Linked DNA regions of Homo sapiens: region 2 is linked to region 1. A link is a contact called in ENCODE Hi-C or POLR2A ChIA-PET data. All regions are on one chromosome and are shown on one strand. Each heading gives the region's core, a stretch centred on a gene start or an enhancer-like site at or near the end of the contact. The rest is flanking DNA. Distances are from core to core; before and after follow the strand shown. Region 1 holds the start of GOLGA1 (golgin A1). Region 2 overlaps SCAI (suppressor of cancer cell invasion).

Region 1 (6,118 bases), core at 2,135-4,634:
TTAGCCAGGCATGGTGGTGTGCGCCTGTAATCCCAGCTACTTGGGAGGCTGAGGCAGGAGAACTGCTTGTAACCTGGGAGGCGGAGGTTGCAGTGAGCCGAGATCGTGCCATTGCACTCCAGTCTGGGTGACAGAGCAAGACTCATTCTCAAAAAAAAAAAAAAAAGGAATTTTTATTACTATTTCCTGAAGAATGGTTTTTGTTAACTTGTTACTGTATCATTAAAAAGACCTTCTAATGGTTCAGTACAATAATCTAGAACTTGATTTATGTGGCTTTTTATAGTTATCTGAATGCATTCCTTTTGCCACATAGACCATATGGCTAGTTCTCCAACTTTTTTGCTTATTTTTAATAAACCTTGCTGTTCAACAATCAGAGAAACCTTTAGATTTTGGATGATTCTTCCAGTTGAGGTAGAAACATCTTAGATAATAGGAAAGGCAAATACAAAGTCCTAACATTTTCATAGTAGAGTTTACAAGTAAAATAACTTATCCATATAGGTTATCTTCGTTGTGTAGCACCAGTATAAATAGTGATTTCATTAATCATTGAATCAGATGAAGCAGTTATAAATCACTTTTTACTTTGTGCTAAGAATTATTGTAATTTCAGGACACTTTATTATTTCCTCTGAGCAGTTTCCATTGGAAGGTTGAGTTTCCCTTTTTTAAGTTCTAATCATCACTAAAGGTTAAGATAATCAAATAGGAGTTAAAATAAGTTATGTTTGATCTTTTTCCCTTGAAAATAATGCTGAACTTATTGTCTACATTCTGATTATTAGGCAGAAATGCACTTGTTTAAATCATAGAAGTAATTCATTTGGAGGATATAATTACTCGATTTTCTAGTGGTGTGAAATACTTTTTAACAATTGTGCTTGTCTGTAACTGAAATGTTATAGAATTTTAACACTATAGGGATTATAGAGTTATATTAGCTCTCCTCAAGAGACTGAAGCACAATATTTTTCATGTAACAATTCTTATCCAAGTGCTGCTAATCTGTCGTGCAAATAATGAAGCTATTTGGTTGCCTATTTAGCTATTCACAAATCACTGTAATCTTTGAAACAATCTTGTCGTTCATTTGTATTAATATTTGGATATTGTGAGTTAATACTTTAGAAAAAAATCCATCAACTCAGCCCCGTTAGCAAAACTGTTTGGATTCATAGTTTTTATATGTGTTAACAGTAGAATAAATTTTGAAGGGGCTATTTACTACCAATGACTAAGGGGAAAATTATACTGTCACTATCATTTGACTTGAACATTTGTGGTATTGTAAAAGTCTTGTCAGTTGTGTTCTAAATTGCTTAAGCCATACGTTCTCTTAAACAGGATGTTTTTTTCTTCCTTTCCAGCAGCCTTTTTCTTCTTTGTCTGTTATGGTTAATACTCCATAGATTTTAGAAATTGAGAAGTTCTTGAAACATTTTATTTTCTTGAGTTCATCACTTTTGACTCTTGTATGAGATGTGATTTGTCATAAAAGATAGCCTTCCACTACTTCACTAAATGAATTTCAGAGTAAACACTGTGATTCTGCAGAGCGGATTCAGTAGGCTTTCCAATGTTTTCTCCTGCTATACAGTGCCTACCACCTTGAGGGCACTTCAGTACTAGAGGATGAAAACTGAAACGTTGTTTTGATGTTTATTGAATAACGAGATTAGAGAATATTTGATTTTTGTTGTCAGTGTATTAAAGAAATTTTCACATTGATAAATGTTCTCTAGGAATGTGTCTACATTCATCAGGTGTGAACTCTTGTACATGAATTTTGTACCTTGAATCCACATATATATTAAGTGTATCATCAATATAAAAATAAACATTATTTGCTTAAAGTTTTTGGTACTTTTTCGGTATTGACAGCTGAACTGTTAGGGTTTGCTTCATTCAAATATCTCAGAGGCTTTGAACTATCTTGGGGTTGATGCTTCTTGTTAGTTTGTCAATGTTTGAATCCTGGTTTTGGTTTTTTCCCTGCCCTGCTCCTGCAGGTCAGAACTGGAACACGCGAGGGAAGGGACTGTTGAAGAATTGGGTGGAATCTGCTTATTCTTGGGCTTGTGTTGAGTCTGGGGATGGAACCAGAGTTCCTTAAGGTGGAATGGCTGGCTTGGCATTGACGAGTTCAGGGACCTGACTTAGGGTACTGATTTGGACCGTGACTTTTTGTTTGAGATAGAGTTTCGCTCTTGTTGCCCAGGCTGGAGTGCAATGGCGCGATCTTGACTCACTGCAACCTACACCTCCCGGGTTCAAGCGATTATCCTGCCTCAGCCTCCCAAGTAATTGGGATTACAGGCATGGGCCACCATGCCCGGCTAATTTTGTATTTTTAGTAGAGACGAGGTTTCGCTATGTTAGGCTGGTCTGAACTCCTGACCTCGGGTGAACCACCCGCCTCGGCTTCTCAAAGTGTGGGGATTACAGGAGTGAGCCACCGCGCCCGGCCTGGACTGTGACTTGGAACAAGATAGTTTTTCCTCTTTTGTTTATTTTCCTACTGCCTGCATGATTGCTATTTATTTAAAGAGACGGAGTCTCGCCACGGTGCCCAGGCTGGTCTGGAAGCCCTGGTCTCAAGAGATCCTCCCACCTCGGTCTTCCGAGTAGCTGGGACCACAGAAGCGCGCGCCGTGCACTTTTGATGTTTTCAACTTCCTTCCTAAGCAGAAAGGAGACGGCCCAGCAGCGGATGGTGAAGCTAATCCAATATAGTGAGCTGCCACCAGCGTTTTTAAGTGCATTACATAGTAAGAACGTGGTTCTGCTGGACGTTATGTACTCGGTTGCGATATAAAACGCATCATCTACAGTAGGTGACAGGCGCCAAAGTCTAAAAACTGGTCTCAAGGTGTAAGGTCCCAGGACTAGTTTCTGGAGCTACTGGCTTGTGAGTGAAGCTGGAGGCGCAGACTTCCCGGGTCACACGGTGGCAAGGCAGCTGCCTAGGGTGCGGCGGGACCGGGCGGCGCGGGGGGGCGCCTGGCCAAGCAGTGCAGCCCCGGCCGGGTTTGTAGCCAGCACAGCACAGCGGGGCCTGTGGCACCGACTGGGTTCTTTTACTTTTGACACGAAGCCCCTCCCACTTACCACGCTCTGCACGCGCCCCTGTTAAAATAGAAAAAGACCGAGAGGCCTCGGAGACTCAGTCATCATCTGTGGCTCTGGCCGCTCGCTGACGTGGCGAACTGGGCTGAGGGAGCGCCCGGCTGGGCACCCGAGAACTCCAGCCGTTCCGGCCCAGTCGCCGCTCAGAGGTGGTAACAGTAGCCGCCAAGGCCGCGCACGGGCGCATGCGCGCGTCGGACCAACCCCCTCCCCCCACCGCGCAGTCACTTCCGGCGCGCTGGGAGACGTGCGGTTCCGGGTCGCTGCTCGGCTCGCCGGCTGGGCGGTGGGGGTTGGTGACGCGGGCCGGGGCTCACGAGAGGCCCGGGAGGCGGGGCTTTGCTGGCTTCCCAGAGAGAGGCAGGTGCGCGGGCCAGGACTCCGGGAATGCGAGCAGGCCCCTTATTCTCCCAGTGGCCTCGGTCTGTCCCCACAGCGGCCCGGTCAGGGTTGCCCGAGCCCCAAGGCGGGGGGCGGCACCGGGGTGCTGAAAGGGTGAGAGTGGGGGCGGAGGCGGGCTGCCCCGGCCTGGGAGTCTGGAGCCTAGGGTTCCGGGATTCCTCCCTGCGCGACCTTGGACAAGTCGCTCCTCCTCTCTAGGGCTCAGTTTCCTTGCTGTCAAATGGGAGAGATGTTGGATCCTTCCTTTCTTTGACAGTCCAAAGCACGGGCGGGGCTGGAGGTAGCCTGAGGGAGTGAGATCCAAACTGCCGTGGCAGGCACCTGCCTGCCTCCCTGGGGGTTAGACATCTGTCTTTACCCAATTTTGCCTTGCTTTTTGTCAGTGCACATCCGTGACCAGACGCCCAGGGTCTGGCCGGGTAAACAGTATGTGAGTGTAGTAATCAACTGAGAAATAAATACTGGCTCCAGGAAAACTTAACCTCATTCAAATTGTTTTGCTCAGGGCTCCCAGGGAGAAGTGAATTTAGGCACCCGCTGCGGTGATCAATTCTGTTCTATGCGCTTGTAAGTGAAGCTCTTAGGCAAAAAACAATTTCATAGGAGATCAGGGTTAGGGAGGGTATCCCATTGAGAGTTGTGACAGGTTTTCTTACCCCCTTTAATCCTTCTTCTGCCCCTCCTCTTCCTTCACTTCTTCCCCCTATCCCCACCCAACATTTTGGCCATACACTTGAAAAGAAATACCCAATGCATTTTATCTTTGTCTTCATGCAGGACAGAATGCTTTGACCTCCAAGCTGTTTTAAATCTAGTAGATAAGCCAGGTGAGTAAGTGGTTTACACACATTGAAAGTAAAGTTTCTGAAGAATTGTACAGCCTTAATGGAGGATCTGAAGTGGTAAGATGGCATTTGTGTATCTCAGAGCAGAGCTTAGGTATCCTCCACAAAACATGGAAAGTTAAGGTTGGAACCAGAATATTAGTGTTTTATACACCATTAGGAGGAAAAGGTTTTTGAATCTTACTTTGAATATCATGTCAAACATTCTTAAGAAAAGAAACTGTGAGGCCGGGCGCAGTGGCTTATGCCTGTAATCCCAGCACTTTGGGAGGCCAATGCAGGTGGATCATCTGAGGTCAAGAGTTTGAGACCAGCCTGACCAACACGGAGAAACCTCGTCTCTACTAAAAATATAAAATAAGCCGGGCATAGTGGCGCATTCCTGTAATCCCAGCTACTCGGGAGGCTGAGGCAGGAGAATCGCTTGAACCCAGGAGGTGGAGGTTGCGGTGAGCCGAGATAGTGCCATTGCATTCCAGCTTAGGCAACAAGAGCGAAACTCCATCTCAAAAAAAAAAAAAAAAAAAAAAAAAAAAAGAAAGAAAGAAAATAAACTCATTGGAGGTAATTTTATCAAACTCAAAACCACACAGCGTCTCTAGAAAATGTTCAAGGATATCAGATACTTATATAATAGAGTTGTCTGGTGTGTCTTCTTTTTTCTGTTACCAGCTTTTCCTATTGGACAGTTGATTGCAAACCATCCTGAAACAGTAGGATATTACACCTTTTACATATTGAATTACATATTGAATATTGAATTACATATGAATTGAATTACATGCATTTTTGTCTTCAACTTAAAGAACACTAAACTGTAGTTAAGCTTATTGGAGGAAGGATTTGAAATCATTAAGTCATGAATATATGATGTTGATGTCTGCTCTGGGACATTTTACCAAGTGTGTTATATGTCATAGCCAACATGTAATTAAAAAAAAAAAACGTAGAGATTTGTGAATCAGAGTCCTCTGTTCAAATACCAGCCCTTCCACTTAGCCACACAATCTTTGGTAGGTTACTTCATCTTCTTGAGACTGGGTTTCTTCATCTGTATATGCATATGAAGCACCTGAGTGCTTTTTAAATGTTTAGTAATTGTGTTCTATAAGTGTACATGTAAGTTATGAAACTTAGTTTTGAAATCTAAAACTTAACAACTCAGATGCGAAATCTTTCCAATGTTTAACTTTTGAACTGTCTCTTTCATCTGATTTGTAGATCCTGTGTTGCCATAAGCCCTTGGCCCACATTTAAGTGGGAATGCAGCTAGCTTGGATGTCTGAAACTTTGTAGGCGCCTCTGTCTGAATCCTGAACACAGGCACCAGGACTACTGAGAGCTCGTCATCTGTGCAGGATAGCCACACAGCAAACATGTTTGCAAAACTGAAGAAGAAAATTGCAGAAGAGACTGCTGTTGCTCAGAGGCCAGGAGGTGCTACTAGGATCCCACGGTCTGTGAGCAAGGAATCAGTTGCCTCAATGGGAGCTGACTCAGGAGATGACTTTGTAAGTACCTTTACTTAAGAAATAAAGATACTTTTGCAGGGTATTCTTCCAATAAATATTTTAAATTGCTTGATTATTTCATACCTTTCATGGTTTATAGCTGTACAAGAGCCTGTACATCTGATTCTTCTTACTCTGAGGTACCTTTTTGTTAATGTTTGGTTTGTAAATGTTAAGGTACTCTATATTTTTTTCCTTATTTTTCTGTGAGTTCCTCTCCATATTCTC
Region 2 (6,427 bases), core at 1,196-3,695, 130 kb before region 1:
CACCTGAGGTCAGGAGTTCGAGACCAGCCTGGCCAACATGGCGAAACCACATCTCTACTAAAGTACAAAAATCAGCCAGGTGTGGTGGCGGGCGCCTGTAATCCCAGCTACTCAGGAGGCTAAGGCAGAGAATTGCTTGAACCCGGGAGGTGGAGGTTGCAGTGAGCCAAGATCATGCAACTGCACTCCAGCCTTGGTGACAAGAGCAAGACGACGTCTCAAAAAAAAAAAAAAAAAAAAAAAGACCGGGTGCAATGGCTGACGCCTGTAATCCCAGCACTTTGGGAGGCTGAGGCGGGCGGATCACAAGGTCAGGAGATCGAGACCATCCTGGCCAACATGGTGAAACCCCGTCTCTACTAAAAATACAAAAATATTAGCCGGGCGTGGTGGTGGGCGCCTGTAGTCCCAGCTACTCGGGAGGCTGAGGCAGAAGAATGGCATGAACCCCAGAGGCGGAGCTTGCAGTGAGCCAAGATCACGCCACTGGACTCCAGCCTGGGCGACAGAGCAAGACTCCGTCTCAAAAAAAAAAAAATCTGAGCTCATAACAAAATGATCCCTTTCTTAGCATGTGATTTCCATAAATGCTCTCCTTTCTTTGTCAGAATAAATTTTTTTGTTTTTTAATTTTTCTTTTCTTGAGATGGAGTCTCACTCTGTCTCCCAGGCTGGAGTGCAGTGGCATGATCTTGGCTCACTGCAACCTCTGCCTCTCGGGTTAAAGTGATTCTCCTGCCTCAGCCTCCCGAGTAGCTAGGGTTACAGGTGCATGCCACCAGGCCTGGCTAATTTTTTGTATTTTTAGTAGAGACAGGAGTTTCACCATGTTGACCAGGTTGGTCTTGAACTCCTGACCACAAGTTTTCCAACCGCCTTGGCCTCTCAAAGTGCTGGGATTATAGGCGTGAGGCACCGCGCCTGGTCAAATTTTTTGTTATATTTTTATTTTCTTTCCTATGTACTTCCTTTCTTTTCTCTGCCTGTTTACCTTTTCAGTCTGATCACAGAGTTGTTCCTTATGTTTTTGAAACATCACTAACTGCAGAATAATAACGATGGTGATATTATATATTATGTAGTGTTTTCAAACTGATTTTACAGCTGAAATCTTATTTTTATCTTCACAACAGGTATCTGAGGTAAGCAAGCCAAGTGTAAATTTATTTTTAATTTTTTTATAAAAAATTTTTAGAGAATAATTGAGATGGGGTTTTGCCATGTTATTCAGGCTGGTCTTGAACTCCTGGCTTCAAGCAGTCTGTCTGCCTTGGACTCCCAAAGTGCTGGGATTAGAGGCATAAGCCACCATGCCCAGCCTCTTTGTTTTTTGTTGTATTTTTTTGTTGTTGTTGTTGTTTTTCAGACAGGATCTCACTCTGTCAGTCAGGTTGGAGTGTGGTGGCTCAGTCAGCTCACTGTAACCTCAAACTCCTGGGCTCAGGGGATCCTCCTGCCTCAGCTTCCCGAGTAGCTGGAACTACAGGTGCATGCCATCATGCCTGGCTAATTTTTTAATTTTTGTAGAGATGGGGTCTTGCTTTGTTGCCCAGGTTGATCTTGAACATCTAGCCTCAAGCGATCCTCCTGCCTTGGCCTCCCAAAGTGCTAGGATTACAGGTGTGAGCCACCATGCCTGGCTTGTAAATTTCTTGTTTTGCTGGATTAAAAACTTGCAATCACAGTGTTAACTAAAGTTATTTTTGGTTAAAATCACATAACTAAGTGTTAGCAACAGAAATACTCGGGCTTTTGTGCTATACCAAGGCCCTTTCCACTGCCATTATGACTCCACTTTATGCATACTGGTATAATGTAATGCAGACTTAACATTATTTTCTCTCAAGATTTCTTTCAGACTTTCATATTACCAACTACTTACTCAGAATTCAGTCCAGAGAGGCAGTTTTTCTTGTTGCTTTGTCACAAACTTCCTATAAAAAGTAATTATCAACAAGGCAGGTCAATAATTTGCCAAATTTTCTTTACTCAGCAAAACACATCTTTGAGCAGTTGTCCCTGCTCGTTGTTGTTTTGCTTGTTTGCCCATTTTGTAATCTGTGTAAGGACTCTATCGATGTATTATGTATCTATGTATTAGTTTCCCAGGCCTGCTGTAACAAATGAAAGGGCGTTGAACTTCATTAGTTGTCAGAGAAATGCAAATTAAGACAAAAATGAGAAATGACAAGCTGGGTGGCTTAAAACAACAGAAATTTATGCTTTCATAGTTCAGGAGGCCAGAATCCAAAATTAAGTGGTTGCAGAATTGGTTCCTTCTTAGCGACTCAGAAGGGAAATCTGTTCCAGGTCTCTCTCCCGGCTTCTGATGGTTGCCAGCAATCCTTGGCGTTCCTTGGCTTGAAGCTGTGTGATTTTGATCTCTGCCTCCGTCTTCACGTGGCTGCCTTCCTTCCTGTCTGTCTTCACATGGCATTCTCCCTTCCCTGTGTGTCTGTCTCTGTGTCTCCTCTGCTCTTTAAGGACAGCAGTCACATTGTGTTCAGGGCCCACTCTACTCCAGCATGACGTCATCTTAACTTAGGCCTTAATTACATCTGCAAAACCCCTATTTCCAAAGAAGGTCCCGTCCCGTTCACAGGTACCAGAAGTTAGGACTTCAACATATCTTTTAAGGGGGACACAATTCAACCCATTAAAATATATGTTCTTTTTCCTTTGTCTCTACTTCTATTCTTGTGATATGTTTACCCATGTGCTTCCCACAAGTGTCTGTTGAATTGATCTTGTTTATGGATTTCCAGTCTGCCCACATAATTTATATATACAGTCGTGTTGCTTAACAACAGGGATATGTTCTGAGAAATGTGTCATGAGGCAATTTTATTGTGCAAATATCATAGAGTGTACTTACACAAACTAGATGGTATAGGCTTCCTACATACCTAGGCTTCACGGTATAGCCTGTTGCTCCTGGGCTGCAATCCTGTACAGCATGGTACTGTACTGAATACTGTTAGCAATTATACAATGTTAAGTACTTGTATATCCAAACATATCTAAACATAGAAATGGTGCAGTAAAAACACAATGTAAGAGATTAAAAAATGGTTCCAAGCACAACTGCATCTTTAAAAAAAATAAATAGGCCAGGCGCAGTGGCTCACGCCTGTAATCCCAGCACTTTGGGAGGCCGAGGCAGGCGGATCACGAGGTCAGGAGATCGAGACCATCCTGGCTAACAGTGAAACCCCGTATCTACTAAAAATACAAAAAATTAGCCGGGCGCGGTGGCAGGCACCTGTAGTCCCAGCTACTCATGAGGCTGAGGCAGGAGAATGGTGTGAACCCGGGAGTCAGAGTTTGCAGTGAGCTGAGATCATGCCACTGCACTCCAGCCTGGGAGATAGAGCGAGACTCCGTCTCAAAAAAAAATAAATAAATAAATAAAATAAAATAAAATAAAAAATGGTATACCTATCAGGGCACTTACCATGAATGGAGCCTGCAGGACTGGAAGTTGCTTTGGGTGAGTCAGTGAGCAAGTGGTGAGTGAATGTGAAGGCCTAGGACATGACCATACACTTCTGTAGATTTTAGAAACACTGTACACTGAGGCTACACTAAATTGATTTAAAAATTTTTTCTTTGTTCTTGGGAATATAGAAATATACTTAACCTTTATATGTGTTGACCTTTTATCCAGAAACTTTGCTAAACCCACTGGTTAATTCTGATAATTACATATAGATTCTTTTGAAATTTCTATGGAAATGTTCATGTTATGTACAAATAATAACAGCTTATATCTTTGTTTTCTTTTTTTCTTTATTCAATACAGTATCAGAGGTTCTGGTGATAGCAGTCATTCACAATCTCAAGGGGAAAGATATCAACATTTCACTGAAAAGTATGATTTTTGCTATAGTTTTAAAATACATATCCTTTATAAAATTAATGAAGCTCCCTTTCTGTTCCTAGTTTGCTGAGTTGGTTTCTTTTTCTTAATTGTGAGCCAATGTTAAATTTTACCAAATGTGAGTTGTGCATCTGTTGAGCAATTGTAGTATGATTTTTGTCCTTCATTCTACTTGTGTGATAAATTACAGTGATTGATTTTCAAATATCAAACCAACTTTACATTCCTAAAATAAGTCCAATTTTGTCATGTCCTTTTTATATATTGCCGAATTGGACTTGCTAACATTTGGCTTAGTATATTTGTATCTATACTCATTAGTGAGAATGGCCTGTAATTTTGCTTTCTTATAATATCCCTGTTAGGGTTTGGTATCAAAATTATGTTGGCATCATAAAATGAGCTGAGGAATGTTCCTTCTTCTCTATTCTGTAAGAGTTTATGTAAGATTGCCTCTTTTTCTTTTGTCTTCTTTAGATGTTTTTTATAAATTTGACAGTGAAACCACCTGGGTGTGGAGTTTTCATTGTGGGTAGGCTTTCAATTAGGCTGTCAATGTTTTAGTAGATCTAGAACTCTTCAAAATTTCTTTGTGTATCAGGTTTAGCAAAAAGTGTTTTTCTCAGTGTTTGTCTATTTTACTTAAATGTTCACGTTGATGGCATTAAGTTATTTATAATATTCCTTTTGTGATCTTTTTGTTTTCAGCAGTGATACTCCTTTTTTTCATTCTTGATATTAGTTATTCTCTGTTGTTGTTTTTTTTCCCCCGTGGGTCATTCTTGCCAGGGTTTTATTAGTCTTTTTAAAGAACTAACTTTATTTTGTTGACTTTGTTGTGTTTCTTATTTAATTAATTTCATCTATGTAAATTTATTGCCCTCTATTTTCTTTGGGTTTAATTGGCTGCTCTTATTGGCTGTTCATTTCCTAACCTCTTTTTAAATGTATGTGTTTAAAGGCCAGCCATTTCTCTCTAAGCATAGAATTATCTGTATCTATAAGCTTTAATTTTCATTGTGAATCAGTTCAGAATGTTTTCTACTTTTCATTATGATGTTTTTTGACCCGTGAATTATTTACATGGATATTTCTTAATTTCCAAACATGGGATTTTTTTGTTTGTTTGTTTTTTGAGATGGAGTTCCACTCTGTCGCCCAGGCTAGAATGCAGTGGCACGATCTTGGCTCACTGCAACCTCCGCCTCCTGGGTTCAAGTGATTTTCCTGCCTCAGCCTCCCAAGTAGCTGGGGTTACAGGCACCCACCACCATGCCCAGCTAATTTTTGTATTTTTAGTAGAGACGGGATTTCACTATGTTGGCCAGTCTGGTCTTGAACTCCTGACCCCAGGTGATCTGCCCACCTCAGCCTCCCAAAGTGCTGAGATTACAGGTATGAGCCACTGCACCCACCTGAGAATTTTTTTAGTAATATTTTGGCTATTGATTTCTCACTTACTTGCAGTGTGGTCAGAAGGTATACTGTAATTTTAATTATTTGTGACATCTAGGGACTTGGTTTATATCTAGCATAGAATTAGTATTTATTTACTTATTTATTTGAGATGGAGTATGAGAATTAGTATTAATTAATTAATTTATTTATTTGAACCACGGCACCCGTCTAGAATTGGTCTTTATGATTGCTCCATGGGTATGTGAATAAAAAAGACATATTCTGCAGTTTGTAGATGTGTGGTTCTCTATATTTCAGTTAGGTCAACTTTATTAATGGGGATTTTAAAAATCCTACTATCGTTAGTCTTTTTTTTATGATTCTTTTGTTAGTTACTGAGGGATATGTTCTAAAATTTCCCCTTATGATTGTGGATTTGTCTGTTTCTTCATTTAGTTTTATCCGTTTTTATTTATATATTTTGAGGCTATGTTATTAGGTGCATATGATTTTTAGAAATATATTGAATTGGCTGGGCGCGGTGGCTCACGCCTGTAATCCCAGCACTTTGGGAGGCCAAGGCAGGGGGATCACCTGAGTCTGGAGTTCAAGATCAGCCTGGCCAATATGGTGAAACCCCGTCTCTACTAAAAATACAAGACTTAGCTGGGCATGGTGGTGCATGTCTGTAATCCCAGCTACTTGGGAGGCTGAGGCAGGAAAATCACTTGAACCTGGGAGATGGAGGTTGCAGTAAGCCGAGATCCCGCCATTGCACTTCAGCCTGGGTGATAAGAGTGAAACTCTGTCTCAAAAAAAAAAAAAAAAGATAAAAGGGATATATTGACCTGAACACTTTGTCACTAGGGAATATTCTTCTCATCTATGTTGATTTTTTTTTTGAGGGGGACTTAAAGTCAGTGTCGCCTGATAATAGCGTAGCTACACTTCTTCCCTTTTGGTTGATGTTTCAAGATATGTATTTTCCATACTTTGACTTACAACCTTTTCAATCTTTTACTCATGTATCAGTTTTTTTTCTTAAATCCAATCTGATGGACTTCATCATTAAATTTTATTACTTAGTTCATTAAAATATATTGTAGCTACTGACATATTGTGTTTTAATTTTACTGTTACACTCTTTGC

Evidence for each region. A loop is a pair of places that touch in the nucleus more often than their neighbours do. ChIA-PET counts read pairs that join two places held with the same protein, here RNA polymerase II (POLR2A).
Region 2: a loop to region 1 is called in a map of sigmoid colon, with 2.8 times the contacts of the local background. The contact joins the enhancer-like site here to the promoter of GOLGA1 in region 1. A Hi-C loop is called at or near these places in 2 of 168 maps with a recorded cell type or tissue (B cell and sigmoid colon). POLR2A ChIA-PET finds 5 or more read pairs at or near these places in 2 of 52 experiments (OCI-LY7 and activated CD4-positive, alpha-beta T cell).

The regions. Positions count from the first base shown.
Region 1 is chr9:124,938,349-124,944,466 of GRCh38, reverse strand. It overlaps GOLGA1 (golgin A1), which reads left to right and starts at 3,384. Exons shown (of 23, transcript NM_002077.4): 1 at 3,384-3,496; 2 at 4,312-4,361; 3 at 5,601-5,890. The coding sequence starts at 5,756. SCAI (suppressor of cancer cell invasion) reads left to right here. Exons shown (of 18, transcript NM_001144877.3): 18 at 1-1,859. RefSeq lists silencers at 2,950-3,009, 3,340-3,709 and enhancers at 2,791-3,291, 3,292-3,792.
Region 2 is chr9:125,063,434-125,069,860 of GRCh38, reverse strand. The region is part of intron 2 of SCAI (suppressor of cancer cell invasion); the gene reads left to right. Among named protein-coding and RNA genes, the nearest start is that of SCAI, 77 kb to the left of the region's middle. Within about 2 kb of position 2,445, at least 3 of the 41 ENCODE cell types and tissues checked have a DNase peak (open chromatin) inside an H3K27ac peak, as active enhancers do; they include sigmoid colon, where a contact is called at or near this core.